Regions from separate parts of the Homo sapiens genome. Here region 1 is linked to region 2. The links are chromatin loops, found by intact Hi-C in ENCODE. Cell type or tissue: GM12878. All regions are shown on one strand. Each heading gives the region's core, and the rest is flanking DNA. Links, peaks and the distances in the headings are about the cores only.

What was found. A loop is a pair of places that touch in the nucleus more often than their neighbours do. Peaks named below come from ENCODE experiments on the same cell type or tissue, not always from the same donor. Only the 100,000 strongest peaks of a DNase experiment are listed, where the experiment ranks them.
Region 1: it touches region 2 in a loop (5-fold over the local background); 8 of 110 quality-filtered maps call a loop at or near these places.

Annotation. Positions count from the first base shown.
Region 1 is chr14:96,055,525-96,058,438 of GRCh38, forward strand. All of the region lies in intron 1 of C14orf132 (chromosome 14 open reading frame 132), which reads left to right. Among named protein-coding and RNA genes, the nearest start is that of C14orf132, 18 kb to the left of the region's middle. In GM12878, for the core only: a CTCF peak has its summit at 1,329 (motif pointing right); no DNase peak of the experiment used is centred there.
Region 2 is chr14:96,273,887-96,276,800 of GRCh38, forward strand. No RefSeq gene overlaps it. Among named protein-coding and RNA genes, the nearest start is that of BDKRB1-AS1, 6.8 kb to the left of the region's middle. In GM12878, for the core only: a CTCF peak has its summit at 1,819 (motif pointing left); a DNase peak (open chromatin) is centred at 1,806.

The DNA of each region.
Region 1 (2,914 bases), core at 158-2,657, 220 kb before region 2:
GTATCCTTCACAAATGCCGCTGCGTACATCTGGGCCTGCATCTCAGCTTGGCCACTGCTGAGCTGTATCACCTTGGGCAAACTCCTGAACCTCTCTGATCCTCCGTTTTCCGCAGCCTGTAAGAGGAGGTATAATTCCTATCTTCCAGAAGTTCTGTAAGGGACTCTCTGAAGTAGTGTTCATGAAGCCTCCTCACCGTGCCTGGTACAGAATAGACCATGGAGAGGAGGCAGCAGGGCCAAGATCACTGTGATTTAGAGCCCATCCTTCTGACCACTTAAATCTCTTTCCTTCACTATCCCTCCCCGACTTAGTCCTCTGGCTCCTGTTTCTTCCCTGCCAAGTGGGGCAGAATCACCTGGGTAGCTGGTGTTGCAAGGCTTGGAGCAGAGATCTCAGAGCCCGGGTCGCACCTAGGCTCTGGGACTGGGTGGTACTTTCTAAGCTTAGCCTCAGTGTCCTTTGTTACAAGGAACCCACCCCCTGGGATTTAAGAAATAATTAAAGGAGATAAAAAACATGAAATGTTTGGAATGTTCCTGCAAGGGACAGGTGCTCAGTAAAGACTTTATGATGCAATTTGGATAGCTTGAGCCTCTCAGAATGCGGTGTAGGCCATTCTAGCTGCTCCCCAGAGGGAACTTATTAGAAAAAGCAAGACAATTTGCAAGCCTCTTGCAGCTCACTCAGCATGCTGGTGGCATGCAGCAGCAATTGGCTGTACATTCAGCATTCACGTGACATGGCCCTCTGTGAGCTTCTGGCTTGGGGAATACAGAACTGCCCAGGGCGGCCTGCAAGGGGGTCAGGGTGGTCAGCTGGGCCTTTTTGGCCTTGACAATACTGCTCTCACATTGTGCGACCTTAGGGAGAGGAGAGTGGTGAGGAACCTCCTCCTTCTCGCTGGGCTCCGCTGAGGAACTCAGCACTGCATAGTGGTCAAGGGTTTCAGAGGAAATCAGACTGACTTAGGTTTGAATCCCGAGTTTGAAACCAGCTGGGTGACTTGAGCACATCACCCATCTTCCTGAGCTCAGTTTCCTCTACTGTAAAGTGGGGATAATGACCTCTCCTGGCTCGTGGAGGTGTAAGGATTAGGTAAGGCCATGTGTGTGCAGAGGCTGGCCAGGAAATGGTGCCTATGATGACGTTGCACTATTTTCTGTTTTTTTTGGTCTGCAAAATGCAGGTTGAGTGGGTAGACCCTAAGATCTCTTATTTCATGGGGAGATGGAAAAACTCCTGGAGTTGCAGTCAGAAAACCCCGGTCCAAATTCTTTATAGCCTCACACAATTTATCTGCACCTCACCTGTAGATGGTGCCAGCTCCCCACGCCTCCTTCTGTGATGTATGGCAAAAACACTGGTCACCATACCTGACAGAGGACTTTGGTAGGTGCTCAAGGTCCCTCTCAAGCTCCAGGGTTGTCAATGACCAGGGCCGCTGGCCTCAAAGTATGCTCCATCTAATCAGGGCTATAGCCAGTATGAAGGTAACTCAAGCATCAGACACTTAATGGGGCTCACAGGCACACCTACAGGGTTTTGCTGTGGTTTGAATGTTTGTCTCCTGCAAAACTCATGTTGAAACTTAATCCCCAATGCAATGGTATTATCCCAGTCAGGAAACAAATGGGCTTTTAGGAAGTGATTAGACCGTGAGGGCTTAACCCCCTCATGAATGGATTAATGCCATCTAAAAGGCCTTGAGGCGGTGAATGCACTCCTTCTGTCCCTTGCACTTTGTGAGGACACAGCCTTCCTCACTCCAGAGGGTGCAGCAGCAAGGCACAAAAGCAGAGAGCAGAGAAGCCTTCAGCAGACACCAGAGCTGCCTGCACCTTGATCTTGGACTTCCTAACCTCCAGAACTAGGAGAAATAAAATTCTATTGTGTATAAATTGCCTAGTCTGTGGGATTTTGTTATAGCAGCACAAACAAGCTAAACGAAGACCGGTTCCAATGGCTGGAGCTGCCTGTCACTCTGTTCTGATGCTGAGGATTAGACCTCAGGGCATCTACTGGAATGGTTCAGGCTGAAGGAGCTCATTGAACCCCAGTGGCACACAGGGTGAACCGGCCCAGCAGCAGACTCCTTTTTGCCAAACAATGCAGGAGTGATGTCTTCTGCAAAAGTGGAATCTGTTTGGCCTCCTGCTGATGAATGATGTCTATTGGTCCTTGGAAGTAGAGTCCATTTTTTATACTTTTGGTCAGGAAAATCACGTGGTGCTAGTAGACATCCTGGGAGAGAATCCTGCAGGCCTCCTGCATTGTACCTGGAAGGAAGCTCAACTCCACCCCTGGATCCTTTGTGGAGAACCATGTGGAGGCACTGAAATTCCTTCACGTCTCTTGGTTCCTGTCGCGGAGGTTGGAGAAGTTAACCTTAGGTGCCATTGGTCCCTTGAGTCACCATAACCATAACTGACCATACTGACCATGCTAACGCCTGCCTTGCTGTGTGCTGGGCTCTCCGTTGAACGTGTTACACAGAGCAGCACAGCTAAGCCTCACCACCATGCTCTGAAGTCGAGATTACAATTAAGCCCAATTTTCAGGTGAAGCAACTGAGGCTCAGATTTGAACCAGCCACCTGGCTCCCACGTGCTGTGTCTCATGGCTCACTTCCTCAGCTCAGGGTCTCCACTCTCCTCCCTGCCCGCACTTCGTGAGGCACATCCTCCTCACTCGGTCACTGTACACCTCTGTCTGTGTCCAACTTACTCACAAACACAACTTGTGGCTCCTGGAAGTAACTGCCTTCTGTGACCTGATGCTATTTTATTCCATTGGAATAAAGATCCTTAATGATGCCATTTCTACCTCCCCTCTTCCCTAACTCCCACCTCAACTCACCTCCCCCTTCTTTTAAGAATCTTGTGAACATTGGCTTATTTATACTTATGCACCA
Region 2 (2,914 bases), core at 267-2,766:
AGAGACTTCTTGGAGGTGGTAGGACTGAAACTGAATCACAGGTTCAATCACTCGCCGCTGGCAGAGTCCAATTAACAAGAGCAGGGCCTGGTATAAAGAAAGTGATTTATTTCCAAAGCTTCACTTAGGGGAAGAAGTACAAGCTCCTGCCTTAAGGGTACTGCTTTGCTTCCGGGGCAGAAAGCAGGGGCTGTTAAAGTGGGACTTGGCATGAATGGCACGCAGGGGAGGGAGCGGGCAGGTGGGGGTCTACATGATTCTTCCTAGTTCTGCCTGCAGTGGTGCCAGCTCAACCATCTGGCAGAGCAGAACTAGGTTGTAACGTGGCCCGTTGTCTCGAGATACTGTCCAGGTGGGAGAGAGTTTTCTAGCGGGCATACTTGAGGTTGTAAATTGACTAATGTCTCTCGAGGCAGTCTCCTGGTGGGAGAGGGGCTGGGCTCTGGAGCTTCTAAGCAAGTACATGGTTAGATAAGCTTGCCCTGTAATGAGTGTCTGGTGAAGGGAAGGTTATAAATTGCATTTCTAAAGAGCTAAGTAGGAAGTGGGGAACAGGGGGGAAGGGGGAAAAAGAAGAAAATAATAATTTAAAAAATCCAGCTCACTCTCTTTCTCTTAGAAAAATAGGTCTTCAGCCCTTGAAGAATTGGACTTTATGAAATGAAGGAGGGAGGCCATGGTGCTGGGAAGGAAAGAGTGAGCAAAGGGAGGCTTGGAGGCAGGCGCTGATGGGATGGCAGGGTAGCAGGAGGATCACACAAACTGCAGCTGGAATGATGACATAGCCAACCATGCACAATCAGTCCTAACCATCTCTGGCATGCATTGCACGTACAAGTATTTGCTAACATCATTAGAGCAGAATCTCTCTGTAAGTGCAATACGTGGCGTCAGCTCCTAACAAGTCGCTATTATTGATTTTGGGGTCTTTCCCTGGTGTTTCACAACACCCCCAGCCAATGCCTTGTGGCTTCTTCCAGTGTGATTTTCCCTTCACTGTCCTACAGCCAACCTTGTGGCAGGGAAAATGTAAGCCTGGGGAGCGGTGAGAAAGGAAGAATGGGATTCATCCATCATGAACAAAATGCCAACGTTCTTAGAACGATCAGGATCCAGTGGGACCAGGGTGACCTTGAGGGAAGTAAATCAAGCATGGAGATGCCATGTCAAATCATGTCTTTATTTAAAATTTTGAGGTTTCGTTCATCATGGATGTTTTTGCATTACTTTTTATTTTTTAAAACTTTGCATTATTGTTTGATGACAGATGTGCTCCCACCTTAGACTTTGCGCCCAGCTGAGAGCCTCACTTGCCTCACCCTAATCCCACCCTGAGTGGGAGGGTGGGGGCTGCATTTCCAGCAGAGGGATCTGGCAGAGAAGCTTCTGCAGGCTTCTATTTCACACTCATCTGTAGACAATCCTCAGAGAAGGCCACAGAAGCTCTTTATCTGTATACAAAGCACATTTCTATTCTCTCATGCCCCAAACATGGGCTTTATCAGTCTGCCGTGAAAGTGCCACCAGGGGCAATTTTCATGTTGAGAGAGGGCCTGGTGTGCTGGCCCCCAGCCCCATGTTTACAGCGAGAAATTAACCATGGAATAAAATGATGTTTTTCTTTTTAATCCACGCAGTGTCCTTGACTAAGAGGAAGCTGTCACCGACAAGCCTCGTGAGAGAGTTAGGATAGTTAGGATGTTTCCAAGTCCTTCCCACCGCGCGTGGGGTCGGAATTTGCACGGGCTCGGGTGCCATGCTTGGTAGGGGGTGATTTCCAAACCAAAGTTCCACTGAGAAGAGGGCGGGCGCCCCCTGCTGGCATCAGGGGCAGACTGCTCTTTCCCCAGACATGATTCTGCACCCACTTTCTCTCAAAGCAAACCCTTACATGGGATTCACTACAGATCCGTTCCAAAGCGAAACAGAACACAGAAACAGGACAAGGCCTCTTGAAAGGGGTTGTTTAAAGATCTCTTCAAAAAAATTTAAAAATAAACCTGTTTTGTGGGCATGTCAATAGATACAACTTCCATGGGAAGGCAGTTGACAATAGCTACCCAAATTTCAAATGGTGTCCCATATTGACACAGTGTTACCCCTTATGGTGATTTATCCATCAGATATACTTATCAGAAATGGAGAAGCAGCAAAGTTAAGTGGCTCAAAGTGAACCTTTAGGGCGGAGATTTGGCTGAAATTCCAGTTCATTGGCACCAAAGCAAATGGAAATAAAGGCTGGGCCACGTTAAGATTGCTTTCCAAATAGAACGCGGTATGGACAATTAAGAAGAAATTAAAACGGAATCTGGTGTCAAGAAAATAGTTATGTCCTGAAAGAGTGGGAGTTGAGGGGGAGTAAAACTTTAAGCTGAAATGGAGGCGTGAGGGAAACTGTATTTGGCCTTTGAAGTGTTTATTATTAATGGAAGGAGGATTTCTGTCTACAGCATTAGAACATTGATACTGTATTGAAAATAGCATAGATGTTGGCATTTTTTTCACTTGTCTTTTACTAAATGCTAAACAGTTTATGGAGGGATTGCCTTGAAGTCTCCATCACTGAAAATAACTGGGCCACATCTGGGCTGACAAAATGTTCACGTTAAGAGTTCTGGAAGTCAAGTGAGTACTTTGCACTGAGCAGTTGTGTTTTCCCCTATACTTCAGTGGAATCCAAATTTGAAAGAATGGTTCGTCCTCTTCTGGTAGCCTTAGAAATTCTTACAGTAAGGATGCACTAGTGTTCATTTTTCTCAGTTATTCCAAATCTCAAAAAACTTGGCCTCCAACACCCTTTTTGAAACTGATTTTTAAATACGACCCTTGTTGTATCTCTAAGATTAAATTTCCTTGTAAGTAGGCAATCCTAAATATCAGGCTAAAAAGGAGCTGGCTCCCCCACCTACCCCGA